Regions from separate parts of the Homo sapiens genome. Here region 2 is linked to region 1. The links are chromatin contacts, found by Hi-C or POLR2A ChIA-PET in ENCODE. All regions are on one chromosome and are shown on one strand. The core of a region is the stretch at or near the end of the contact, and the rest is flanking DNA. Distances in the headings are between cores, read along the strand shown.

The links. Hi-C counts contacts between places; a loop is a spot of excess contacts on that map. ChIA-PET counts read pairs that join two places held with the same protein, here RNA polymerase II (POLR2A). Pooled maps may share reads with other maps.
Region 2: a map of HepG2 shows a loop between it and region 1 (2.6-fold over the local background). The contact joins the promoter of MUC8 here to the enhancer-like site in region 1. A Hi-C loop is called at or near these places in 12 of 168 maps with a recorded cell type or tissue (B cell, CD4-positive, alpha-beta T cell, CD4-positive, alpha-beta memory T cell and 6 more), 23 of 37 single-sample maps with no recorded cell type and 15 of 50 pooled maps. POLR2A ChIA-PET finds 5 or more read pairs at or near these places in 13 of 52 experiments (B cell, CD4-positive, alpha-beta T cell, CD4-positive, alpha-beta memory T cell and 10 more).

Annotation. Positions count from the first base shown.
Region 1 is chr12:132,426,836-132,433,243 of GRCh38, forward strand. It overlaps LOC105370092, which reads right to left. Exons shown (of 4, transcript XM_047429966.1): 4 at 1-6,408. Among named protein-coding and RNA genes, the nearest start is that of MUC8, 45 kb to the right of the region's middle. RefSeq lists an enhancer at 1,840-2,374 and a silencer at 3,604-3,773. Within about 2 kb of position 2,261, at least 8 of the 41 ENCODE cell types and tissues checked have a DNase peak (open chromatin) inside an H3K27ac peak, as active enhancers do; they include B cell and body of pancreas, where a contact is called at or near this core.
Region 2 is chr12:132,471,651-132,478,636 of GRCh38, forward strand. It overlaps MUC8 (mucin 8), which reads right to left and starts at 2,937. Exons shown (of 8, transcript XM_047429967.1): 1 at 2,290-2,937; 2 at 1,761-1,853; 3 at 1,598-1,759; 4 at 1,558-1,596; 5 at 1,518-1,556; 6 at 1,478-1,516; 7 at 1,234-1,476; 8 at 1-1,232. The coding sequence starts at 2,706. The coding sequence ends at 1,098.

The sequences.
Region 1 (6,408 bases), core at 1,011-3,510:
ACGCAGGCTCAGGCTCACGCTTGGATTTGCCCTCCACTCCTGCGGTTTACTCCTTGAACAAATGTTTGCTGAGACTCCACCGTGTGTCAGACACTGCTCTAGGCCCTGGGGGTGCTGCAGGGGAGAGAGAAGACACAGGAGAACCCTGCTTTTGTGGAGTGTGCGTCCCAGTGGCAGCGGGGGTAGGTTGACAGCTGGAAGGGCCCGATGCTGATGAATCCTGCAGAGACAAATAAGCAGGAGCGGCAGGGACACGGGAGGAATCTGAGGCTAAGCAGAGAGATCAGGGAGGGGCTCACTGAGAAGCTGATGTTGGAAGGCGTGAGGGAGCAGCATCTCAGGCAGAGGGAACCTCCTGTGCAAACACAGTGGGAATGTTCAGGAAACTGCCCCATGTGGCTCAAGGCCAGGAAGCAAGGAAAGAGCAGGCGGTGGCCAGGGGGTGACGAACGGGGCGGGGCCTGGGGCGGGTGGCCGGGGGGTGACGAACGGAGCAGGGCCTGGGGCGGGTGGCCGGTGGGGGGGTGATGAACGGGGCGGGGCCTGGGGTGGGTGGCGGGGGGGGGTGACGAACGGGGCGGGGCCTGGGGCTGGTGGCCGGGGGGTGATGAATGGTTCAAGGCCTGTTGGGGGGGTGATGAACAGGGCAGGCCTGGGGAGCAGGCAGTGGCCAGGGGGTGACGAACAGTGCAGGGCCTGGGGTGGGTGGCTGGGAGGTGACAAATGGGGCAGGGCCTGGGGCTGTTGAGACACTAGGAGCCATGAGCAGGGAAGTGCTGTGAGCTGATCTGGTCTTGACATAATCATGCTGGCTGGGAGGAGAGGGCGGGGTGAGCCTGCGGCATCTACTGACTCCAGCATCACAAAGGGTCCCACACTTGGCAGCTGAAAACAGCACACACTTATCAGCTCCCATTTTCCTTAGATCAAGGATCAGGTATGGCTTGGCTGGATCCGCAGGCTCAGGGTCTCACAGGCTGCAATCCGGACTCAGCTGGGCAGGGGTCTCATCTCCCATGGGGAAGAAATGGCTCCGAGCTCAGGCATGTAGTTCTGGGCGGGATTCAGTTCTTCAGGGCCTCAGCTCCTCACTGGCGTTTAGCTGGAAGCCGCCCTCAGTCTCTTGCCCCATGGCAGCTCTCGGCACAGCCACTGGTTTCACCAGACCGTGGGAGAGGGTGAGAGGGATGAGCAAGATAGACCAGGGTCTTTCCGCGACCAGATTTGGAAGTGACACCCCATTGCTTTTGCCATTTTCTATTCATTTGAGATAAACCACAGGTCCCGCACATGCTCAAGGGAGGGAGCGCACAAGGACTGAGCACCAGCAGGGGCACCACGGGCCGTGTGAGGCTGCCCCATAGAGGGCGAGAGCAGCAGCTGCTGGCTACTGCACCAGTCCAGGCCGGAGACAGCAGTGTCTCGGACCAGGTGGCCGGGGTGGAGGCCGTGAGAAGCCATCGGATGCTGGGTACTTGCAGACAACAGGATCTGCTTCAGGCTGGGAGGAGAAGAGCCGCGCCTTGGCCTTCACCTGAAGGGGGCTGCCGTCACCTGAGATGGGGCAGCCGTGACCCATGACCTGAGATGGGGCAGCCCAGCTCCACTCTAGACAGGGTCCCTCCCGTGCCCTGGGACCTTCCTCCCAGTAGAAGGTGAGGAGAGCGTGGTGGGAAACGCAGAAGGCTTGTGAGCAGCGGGCAGGGCAGACAGTCCTCACGGGGAGACACCCCACGCCCAGCTCCAGCCACCCACCCGGGGCACAGCGGCCTGCCTGTTGTCACTACCAAGCTCGCCACCACATGAAGGGGCTGCCCCTGCTGGGAAGCCCTGCCAGCCCCAGAACCACCAACCCTCCCATTAATCCGCTTTAAACCCACGACGAGGTGGGGGCCCGTAAGCAGCTTTTCAGGTGAGAGACAATGTCCCCACGCAGCGCGTTGCCCAGGAGACCGCAGGGCTGAGCTGCAGGCTGAAGTCGGCCCGCTGTGTTTACGCTTCCGTATGTGTTCACCCTGCTCCACCCCAGGCCCAGGAGGGATTCAGAGGCTGAATTCCTGAGAGCACAAGAGCACAAAGAAAAACTCATGTGGGCAAACGCAGACAGGGAATTCGCTGTCAGTCCCAGTTTCCCCACGTACCTTTCGGCTCAAAATACTCCCTGATCTGCTCATCCCAACAGGTCCCAGAAGGGAGCAGAGCCAACAGCCAGCCTGGGAAGGCGCCAACTCAGACAGAAACTGATCCAAGCCCTCGTCTCTGTTCTCGCAGATGGCCTGGGAAAGGAAACCTGTCCGAAACCTGCCTGCGAGTCCCATCTGACAGCTGCCAACGGCAGCCACCCTCCTCCCTCCCTGACCACACGGCCTCTTCCCGACGGTGACGCTCAAGCTCCTACCCCACGCCCTGTGACTTGCCGACTTGCCCACCTCCCCACCTCCCGCCCACTTCCCCATTTTCACACATGAGGGTTCTCCCATCCTCAGGCCTCAGCTCAGATGTCCTTTCCATGGGGCCTGTGGGAAGCAGCCACCTGCGGCCACTCTCCCTCTCCCAGGGCACTGGTCACTTCCTGAAACCCGCTCCTGGCCCTCGCCCGTCTCCCTCCCCAGGCTGGAAGTTCCCAGGTCCCAGGCCTTGAATTTCCCCAACAGCCCCTGTGGCCCTGCCCACAACAGGAAACCGCGGGAAGGCAGCAGAGCCCAGGGTGCTCCTGTGGGATGCCTGCCTGACAGCGGGGCTCAGGCAGGGACCCTGATGGGCTGCAGCCCCTCAGCAGCCTGCGTCCTCTGGGCCTGGGGGAGCCACTGGTGTCAGGAGCCTGCGGGTGGACTCTGGACAGGAACCTGGAATTCCCTAGTTCCTGGGAGGCAGCCACCAGATGACAGCGTAGGCACGTCCTTGCCCGCCCCCTCCAGCACAGCCCCCAACCCCGAGAGGACTGGGCAGATGGCCAAGAAGGGGAAGGTGCCCTCCCCCATCCTGAGCAGGCGGCCATGAGGCCTTGGCAGACCTCCCACCCTGGAACTGGGCCGCTGGAGCCTGGGGTAAGACATGTGGAAGGGCCTCGGCTCCTCGTGCCTGGCACTCAACACACCTGAGCACACCTGCAGACACCTAGGCACATCGGCACACACCTGGGCACACCTGCACACACCTGGGAACCTCTGCGCACACCTGAGCACACCTGCACACACTGGAGCACACCTGCACACACATGGGCATACCTGCACACACTGGAACACACCTATGCACACCTGCACACACCTGCAACGCTCATCGTCCCTATGTGACCTGGAGCAAGTTATCTAACCTCTTGGTGCCTGAGCTTCCTTATCTGTAAGGTGATAGTGATGATGCCCCCCCCCAGAGAGCTGTCATGAGAATGAAATGAGGTGACGCCCTTACAGGTGTGTAAGGGCGATACCTGGCACACTGTGGGGCCATCTGAGGGTTGCTCATCATCCCCCATCCCGGGAGCTTGCCACCGTGCCCGGGTGTGCAGCCCACAGACAGCTGCAGCTGCCATGGTCACATGAGATCACAGAGAGGCAGGTCTGGGAAGGGGCTGCCAGCCCTGGTCTGGTGAGCGGCAGGTGGAGCGCCAGCTGCAACGCGGTGGGGAGCAGTGAGGGGCGTGGCACAGCAGGCAGGAGCCCGCGGGGCGAGGCGGCGGCCCGCAGACAGCTGCAGCTACTTCCTGACTCGCAGGGTGTGGACTCAGCCTTGCTCCACCTTCTGTTCTTTTAAAGAAAAGCTGGGGCCGGGCGCAGCGGCTCACGCCTGTAATCCCAGCACTTTGGGAGGCCGAGGTGGGCGGATCACGAGGTCAGGAGATCGAGACCATCCTGGCTAACACGGTGAAACCCCCGTCTCTACTAAAAATACAAATAATTAGCCGGGCGTAGTGGCGGGCGCCTGTAGTCCCAGCTACTCAGGAGGTTGAGGCAGGAGAATGGCGTGAACCTGGGAGGTGGAGCTTACAGTGAGCTGAGATCGCGCCACTGCACTCCAGCCTGGGCGACAGAGCGACACTCCGTCTCAAAAAAAAAAAAAAATAGAAAAAAGAAAAGCCGGAAGTCTGGATTTGGGGGCAAAGGTCCCACATTTAGAAACACCATGCTGTTCAGATTTGCAACATACCTGCCGTTGGCCACGGCCCAAGAGCCCGGGGGTGACGTCGACCTCAGCACTGAGGTGGGCTCTAGAGTGCACACCTGCGCTGCACGTTCTGTGAGTGTGCACCCGCCTCCCGGCAGGCCTGGGCTCCTCCCACAGGTCAGAGGCTGCAAACGACAGGATCTGCCTGAGATGGGGCTGCCGTGAGAAAGATGTCTTCTCTCTTGGATTTAGGGTCCACCGAGAGAGGTGGAGAGGAAATATCATTCCCCGGCCTAACCATATGAGGACTGCAGTGACGGCCCCCGCCAGCACCTGCCCCTCCTGCGGGCTTGGCTCCCCGGCAGGCGCTCCCCAGATGCGGCTTGGTCCGTGCTGAGGATCCAGAGACCTAGGTCCAGAGGCTCAAGTTTCCAGGTTTGGAACTGGCGTCTACTAATATGGTAGATTGTGCCAAAAATGCACACATGGCCGAAACAATATTTTCAGTCCTGCGTGTTCTTCCAGACCTTTGCCTTCCCCCTCAACCCCCCCGTGGAGAGGAGCCCCGCTCCCCGCTGCCTGAATGCACGGCCTTCATGGCGGGCTGGGGAGGAGCACAGGGCAGAAGGCTGCAGCCGGCCCACTTGGCCTGCTCCGGGCTCTGGGCTCTGGGCTGGGGGCTCTGGGCTCTTACTCATGGAACCAGCTGCCAGGCTGTGTGGGAGCCCAGACCACACAGAGGAGCCCCTGCAGGTGTCTGGTCACAGCCTGGCCAGGGCTCAGCCGACAGCCACCACGACCCACCAGGTGCCTGAGCGTTGGGCGAACTCGGCCCCCAGCGTGTGGGCAGCCCCAGCTCCTGCCAAGTGTAGCAGAAACAAGCCGTCCGCAGCAAACCTGCCCGAGCTGTGGATTCAGGATAAAAATCATCCCTGGTGTTGCTGCAGGTCACAAAGTGTGGGGGTGGTTTCTGGGCAGCAGCTGGCGACGGGGGCAAGTGCCCAGCACCCAGTGACCCTGTGCAGCTCAGCCTCCTCCTGGAACTTTCACGCCTGTAAACTGGGGACCATCAGGGGCCCCTCTCTTAGGAGCGTTGGAGGGTTCCGTGAGTATGTACATACGTGGTACTGGGTAGAATGGTGTCCACCCAGAACCTCAGGCTGCGGCCTCATCTGGAAACAGGGCCTTTGCAGGTGGAGTTGGTTAAGATGAGGCCCAGCTGATGAGGGTAGACCCTAAATCCAAACACAGGCATCCTTATAAGAAGAGAAAACAGAGACAAGGAGGAGACGCAAGGGAAGGAGGCAGAGACTGCAGCGCTGCAGCCACAGCCAGCACCTGGGTGCCAGCAGAGGCCAGACCGGGTGGCAGGATCCTCCCCTGGAGCCTCGGCCCCACGATGCCTGACTCCAGACTCCTGGCCCCAGGCTGGGAGCACGCGTTCCGCTGCGTTTCGTCACTAGCGTGCAGCAGAGGCCTGTGAGCATTGGCCGCTGCCTGTCCCGTTCCCTCAAGAACTTGCTACTCTAGATTCTCAGAGGGATGGAAAAGTTAATTTTTAAATTACACCGAAAGAAAATCCTCCTGCTGCAGGCCCGCTACCTCCTAACGAGACTCCTGGGTTGGAATCTTCTAGAAAGCACGTTCTGTGCTCAGTAGAGATGGTAGTTTCTCATGGGTTTTCCTAAAATTAGGGGCACCAGAGGGGGTGGGACGTGGGGCCCCTGACCAGCCCTGAGCACACACAGCCACAGCTGGTTTCTCCAAGATGCCCAGCACAGAGGCCCAAAGACAGAAGGCCAACCACAGGGCACAGCTGTCCTGGAGGCCCCCGGCGGCTCCGCAGCCCTCCCTGCCTGCTGCTGGAGGCCCCTAGCAGCTCCCTGGCCCTCCCAGAGCTGTCCTGGAAGCCCCTGGCAGCTCCGTAGCCCTCCTGGCCTGCTGCTGGGCTGCTGAGGGACCTCAGCATTGGCTGCATTTCCAAAACCAGCAGCTCAGAGGCCCTGCAGGAGACGCTGCCAAGTGGGGCCCCGAGAGGGACTGGGCTGCAGCTGTTTGGAGCCTTTCTTCCAGTGCACCACCTCCGCATCTTCCCTCCACCCCCGCCCCTGCCGTGGGGAGCCCTGCCGACGGCGTTTAACTGACTGTGTAAGGCTGGGCCTCTTGCCCTCCCACTCCTGTCCAGAACAGTGAGGACCTGTTCCATCCATCAGAAAGGCCTCCGCAGAAGCCGCGAGCCGTGCCTTCGCGTGTGCACACCTGAGAGCTCACGCGTGTCTGTGGGTACTCAGGGTGCGATGTGTACAC
Region 2 (6,986 bases), core at 1,687-4,186, 45 kb after region 1:
ACCATGTAAGGTGATGGGTGTGTTAATTAGCCCAATTGTGGGACTCATTTCACAATGCCTACGTGTGTCAGGTTGTGATGCTGCATACCTTGAGTGCACACCGTCCTGAATTGTCAACTATACCTCAATAAAGCTGGAGAGAGAGAAAGAAAAGAAAAGGTATCCTGGGACGGTGACGTGGGTAACGGGCCCCAGGACACTCACAGAGAGAGGGAATGCAGGTGCAAAGGCCCCGGGGCAGTGACAAACAGGAAGCAGGAAGAAGGGCCAGGGTACGGGGATGGGGCCTGGCCGACCTCCATGCCCAGAGCCTTCCTTTCCCGAGTGGGAAGAGCCGGGAGGTTCCTGCGGAACAAACGCCTGGGTTGAGGTGGCGCAGAGCCCTGAGGGGGCTCAGGCGAGGGTCCAGGCCAGGTGGGCAGGCGGGGGCAGCACTCTGCAAGGGCAGGAGCCATCAGGAGAGCATCGGCTGTCCCTGGGGAAGGCCCCTCATGGAAGGAGTGAGCCGGTAACAGGGAGTTGGGGGGCGGATTTGGGGGTCAAGCACAGGCTCCTGAGCGGCCAGGCGGTGAGCGTCTGCACTGCCCTGCAGACCTCAGGCATCACTGGCATCTTGAAGCAGAAATGACATAATCAAGTTTTGCTTTAGGAAGAAATATCTCTATCCCCAAAGCCAGCAAACATATGAAGAGATGCTCGAAATCATCAGTCATCAGAGAAATGCAAATTAAAGCCACCACGATGATCCCGTCCCACCATCTAGCTGCCAAGATGAGAGGCCGGATCTGCCAAGTCCTGGCAGGGGTTTGGGAGCATCCCCTGGAGGGACGGAACCCTCGTCCACTGCCCCCTGCCCGAGGAAGGGGTGAGGCGGCCCTTAGGGAGAGCAGCTGGAGCCGGGGAAGGGCTGGGAAGTCCTCACCCAGGTCCATGGGGGCAGGTCCAAGGCTGCGCACCGAGGCGCCATCATGGACCCCTTCTCTGCCGGCCGCCTGCAGTTCTGGGGCTCAAGCACAGGGTGCCCTGCCAGGGAAGGTGCGGCAGGAGATCCAGCCCCTCCACCAAAGCCTGCCTGGAGAGAGAGGAGGGCCTGTTCCTCATCTTTCTTCTGATTTACACAAAGGCACGATGTGGGCCGGCAGGAGACCTGAACCCGGGGTCCCTTCCTGGAAAGTGCGTGGGCAGCTCGTGAACCCGGTGTCCCCTCCTGGAGAGGACGTGGGCAGCTCGTGGACCCGGGTCCCTTCCTGGAGAGGACGTGGGCAGCTCGTGAACCCGGTGTCCCCTCCTGGAGAGGGCGTGGGCAGCTCGTGAACCCGGTGTCCCCTCCTGGAGAGGACGTGGGCAGCTCGTGAACCCGGTGTCCCCTCCTGGAGAGGACGTGGGCAGCTCGTGAACCCGGGGTCCCTTCCTGGAGAGGGCGTGGGCAGCTCGTGAACCCGGTGTCCCCTCCTGGAGAGCGCGTGGGCAGTTCGTGGACCCGGGTCCCTTCCTGGAGAGGACGTGGGCAGCTCGTGGACCCGGGTCCCTTCCTGGAGACGACGTGGGCAGCTCGTGGACCCGGGTCCCCTCCTGGAGAGGGCGTGGGCAGTTCGTGGACCCGGGTCCCTTCCTGGAGAGGACGTGGGCAGCTCATGAACCCGGGGTCCCTTCCTGGAGAGGGCGTGGGCAGCTCGTGAACCCGGTGTCCCCTCCTGGAGAGGACGTGGGCAGCTCGTGAACCCGGGGTCCCTTCCTGGAGAGGACGTGGGCAGTTCGTGGACCCGGGTCCCTTCCTGGAGAGGACGTGGGCAGCTCGTGGACCCGGGGTCCCTTCCTGGAGAGGACGTGGGCAGCTCGTGAACCCGGGGTCCCTTCCTGGAGAGGACGTGGGCAGCTCGTGGACCCGGGTCCCTTCCTGGAGAGGACGTGGGCAGCTCGTGGACCCGGGTCCCTTCCTGGAGACGACGTGGGCAGCTCGTGAACCCGGGGTCCCTTCCTGGAGAGGACGTGGGCAGCTCGTGAACCCGGGGTCCCCTCCTGGAGAGGACGTGGGCAGCTCGTGAACCCGGGGTCCCTTCCTGGAGAGGACGTGGGCAGCTCGTGAACCCGGGGTCCCTTCCTGGAGAGGACGTGGGCAGCTCGTGGACCCGGGTCCCTTCCTGGAGAGGACGTGGGCAGCTCGTGGACCCGGGTCCCTTCCTGGAGACGACGTGGGCAGCTCGTGGACCCGGGTCCCCTCCTGGAGAGGGCGTGGGCAGTTCGTGGACCTGGGTCCCTTCCTGGAGAGGACGTGGGCAGCTCGTGAACCCGGTGTCCCCTCCTGGAGAGGACGTGGGCAGCTCGTGAACCCGGGGTCCCTTCCTGGAAAGGGCGTGGGCAGCTCATGAACCCGGTGTCCCCTCCTGGAGAGGACGTGGGCAGCTCGTGAACCCGGTGTCCCCTCCTGGAGAGGGCGTGGGCAGCTCGTGAACCCGGTGTCCCCTCCTGGAGAGGACGTGGGCAGCTCGTGGACCCGGGTCCCTTCCTGGAGAGGACGTGGGCAGCTCGTGGACCCGGGTCCCTTCCTGGAGAGGACGTGGGCAGCTCGTGGTGGACGTGCACTGGTTCCGTCAGGGCTGGCATCATTTGCTGCAGGAACAAACAGCCCCAAAACGGAGCCACTCGCAGCCACACAGGCTCACTGCTCACCCACGTTAGGATTTGCGGGGCTCTGGTCCACTTCATCCCCTGCCGCCAGGCCCCAGGCCTGGGCGGCCTCCCTCTCACCGCGCCTGGGTGGGTTTGCCCGTCCTCAGGGCTGTGGCCTGGCTGCGCTCCTGGAAGCCGGGGCCCCGTGTATCTCCCTGATTCCCCGGTGGGCGTCCAGCAGAGGCCGGTCAGGGCAAGAATGCCCGACCCTCAGGGTCCTCCTCAGAGTCGCTGCGGGATCACTTAGGCGCCTCCGGAAACAACACTGTCTTTGCACTGGAATTTTCAAAACAAGACTGCCCTTCCCCTCCCTCCGCGGTGCCCTTCCCCTCCCTCCGCGGTGACCCCGCCCCCTCCTCCGCGGTGACCCCGCCCCCTCCTCCGCGGTGACCCCGCCCCTTCCTCCGCGGTGACCCCGCCCCTTCCTCCGCGGTGACCCCGCCCCCTCCTCCGCGGTGACCCCCGCCCCCTCCTCCGCGGTGACCCCACCCCTTCCTCCGCGGTGACCCCGCCCCCTCCTCCGCGGTGACCCCCGCCCCCTCCTCCGCGGTGACCCCACCCCTTCCTCCGCGGTGACCCCGCCCCCTCCTCCGCGGTGACCCCGCCCCTTCCTCCGCGGTGACCCCGCACCCCCCGCGGTGCCCCTCCCCCTCCCTCCGCGGTGACCCCGCCCCTTCCTCCGCGGTGACCCCGCCCCCCTCCTCCGCGGTGACCCCGCCCCTTCCTCCGCGGTGACCCGCCCCCCCTCCGCGGTGACCCCACCCCTTCCTCCGCGGTGACCCCGCCCCCTCCTCCGCGGTGACCCCACCCCTTCCTCCGCGGTGACCCCGCCCCCCCTCCGCGGTGACCCCGCCCCTTCCTCCGCGGTGACCCCGCCCCCTCCTCCGCGGTGACCCCACCCCTTCCTCCGCGGTGACCCCGCCCCCTTCCTCCGCGGTGACCCCCCCGCCCCCTCTCTCCCCGGTGAACCCTCCCCCTCCCTCCGCGGTGAACCCTCCCCCCCCCGCGGTGAACCCTCCCCCTCCCTCCGCGGTGCCCCTCCCCCTCCCTCCGCGGTGACCCCGCCCCCTCCCTCCGCGGTGACCCCGCCCCCCTCCTCCGCGGTGACCCCGCCCCTTCCTCCGCGGTAACCCCTTAGAAGCTCTAAATGGCGCTGATGTGTGTTCTTAGGAATATGTTCTCAACCTTCAAAGCTCAAAAGGCTCACGTGATGGTGTCTAAGCAACGTGTGCGCATCCGTGAGGACGTGGTATCTGCATCCGGGTGGCCGGCGTGTCCCTCTAGAAACGAACAGGCCCCTCCCGTCCTCCATGGCGATGTGGCCCAGGCACACCCTCATCAGCACTGCAGGCCCCGGCATCTGAGCAGCCATCCCTGCAGGAAGCCCCTGAGGCTTGGGGTGGCCATTGCCGCCACATGGTCCTGCCAGCCTCACTGCAGGTCTCCTGCCTGCGGCTTTGGCGTGTCCACCACACTCAGCTACCGTGCAGGTCTCTTCAGGCCACCACAACAAACGACACAGGCCAGCGGCTCAAACCACACGCACCCGTCGCCCACCCCGGAGGCTGGGGCACCCGTCGCCCACCCCGGAGGCTGGAAGTCTCCACCCTGGGGCCGGCAGGGCAGGTTCATCCTGTGCCTCCCTCCTTGGCCGGCAGTCGGTGTCTCCTCTGTGCGTTCACCTGGTGGCCCCCTGTGCCTGTCTGCATCCTTACCTCTTCCTTGTCCTTCACGGGCTGGTCATCACGAGCCAGTTATCACCAGCCAGTTATCACGGCCGGTCATCACGGGCGGTCATCACGGGTGGTCATCACGAGCCAGTTATCACCAGCCAGTTATCACGGGCCGGTCATCACGGGCGGTCATCACGGGTGGTCATCACGAGCCAGTTATCACGGGCCAGTCATCATGGGCCGGTCATCACGAGCCAGTTATCACCAGCCAGTTATCACAGGCCGGTCATCACGGGCGGTCGTCACTCTCAAAGCCGCTCTCCGGGGCCTTTTCCTCCCTGATCGCCTCTTCGTATTGTGTCACCCATGGGACTGGATCAGGGTCCACCCCAACAACCTCGCTTTACCTTGACACCCTCATTAAAGACCCCTTTATGCAGTCACATCCTGAGGTCGTGGGGGTGGGACTTCAGCATGTGGATTTGTGGGGGACACAGCCCAGCCATCACAGCTCCCGAGCCCACATCTCCTCGGAGCCCCTGGCGGCCCCCCAGGAGTCCCCTCACCCACGTGCTCAGAACTGAACTGGGGACTTCTGGTCCATGTCCAGCAGAACCTGACTCCATCGCGGTCTCCAATGCCCATGCCGGACACCCCACGGCCCTTGTCCTGTGATCCCGAACCTCACGGCTGCCGCCCCCCTCACGGACCGTGCAGCCTCTGACCCCACAAGTCTTCCTGAAGAGGTCCTCAGACTCGCAGCTATGCAGACCAGGCTGTCCCCGCACCCTGCGCCCTGGCAGGAGCCCCCAGAGGCCAGGACGGCTGGAGTCCCCCCAGCTTCCATCACTGTCCAGTTCTCCCCAGCCTGCCCTCTCCTTCCTCAGACACATTCACCCCATGACACCTGGCCTGTTGGAAACAACCCAGCCCTGAGCTGCCCTCAGTGCTTCCGGCCCCTCATGGGATGCAGCTTCCCCACCAGCCCCCAGGCTGGGCTGCACCCCTCCTACCACCGGCCCCTAGGCTGAGCTACACCCCTCCCAACGCTGACCCGGCCGCACCTTCCTCCTCCCTCCAGGTGGCTCCCGGCTCCACTGGCCTCCCCAGCTCTGGGCCTCTCTGCAGGGCCCCCTCACCCCGAGTGCCTCCTCCAGGGGAAGCCCTGGAACGCACAGATCAGATCGGCTCCTACCCCTGAGCTTCCCTCCCCAGCCCTGCTGCAGCTGCTGCGGTTTGCTTGGGTGGGGCCTGTGCCCCGGGTCAGCGTCCACCCCCTGCACGCCGCAGAGGTTCTCCAAGTCCCTGCAGAACCAAGGGCCAATTTGCAGCCTGACCACACTGCAGCTGTCACACAGCCTGGTGGAGCAGTGACGTTTGGGCTGATTGTGGTGGCTCCTCCCAGGTTGGGAGCCTCAAAGTGCCCTCCCATCCCCCACCCCTCCCCCACCACAGCTGAGGCACTAGGAGGTCCTCCCCAATCATGATCACCAAGATGCATCCCCAACTGTCCTCTCACCCCACCTGCATCTCTCTCCCCTGCCTCCTCAGTGGGCTAGCCTGGGCTCCTCCCAGGATCAGTGGGCTAGCCTGGGTGTGTCCTCTTGGGATCAGTGGGCTAGCCTGGGTGTGTCCTCTTGGGATCAGTGGGCTAGCCTGGGTGTGTCCTTTTGGGGCCAGTGGACTAGCCTGGGCGCATCCTCCTGGGATCAGTGTCTGGAGTTGGGCTCGTGATAGGTTCACAATCACTTCCATCCCTTCTGTGAAGCACCACAGCTGGCCAGACCCTGAGGTAGGGGTGAGAGAGGCCGAGGTGGGGGTGAGAGAGGCCGCCACCCCCAGCACTCTCCTGCCCCACAGCCTGAGGATCTGCCTGGGCCGTGCACCTCGGGGGCCCTGGGCTCCATCCACTACATGTGGTGCTCAGCCGGGGGCTGATTCTTGAGCTCTGGCCCTGGGGATTCCCCTTCTGGATACACCTTTTCCTCTTTCCTGACTGCACAACCCCACACAAGTCAGGGCATTCTGAATTGTGACAGAAAAGGCAACAAAAGTGGTTGAAGCCAAGGGAGAAATTAGTGACTCACATAACCAGGACGTCCTGGAGTGGGTGGCTTCAGGTCTAGCTGGATCCAGGGGCTCAAAGGACGTCATGGGGGCCTTGCTTCTGTCTCCCTCTCACCTTCACTCTTGGAGTCAGCTCCACTCTCAGACCAGCTCACCCTTCCCGCACGATGCCCACAGGGGCCTGGTTTCTATCCTCCCAGGAAACATTCTCCCCAGGAGCCTCCAGGAGGAACCTCCTGGCCCACACCTTGATCTGGGCCTCATGAGCACCGTCCAGAGGCCACCCCCCTCGAGGTATCCCACGCACCAGGCCGCCCCCCTCGAGGTATCCCACGCACCAGGCCGCCCCCCTCGAGGTATCCCACGCACCAGGCCGCCCCCCTCGCGGTATCCCACACACCAGGTTCTCTGCTGGGAACCGTTTTCTTCACGCCACTCATGTGAGCAGCTCCCTGTGCACCAGGTGATGTTCCAGCCGCGGGGGTCAGCAGTGAAGGGACAGTGTCCCCGGGGCTCACGGTGTAGTGCAGGCAGCACTACACCAGTGAGAGCCACCATCGGTCTTGTGGGCACCAG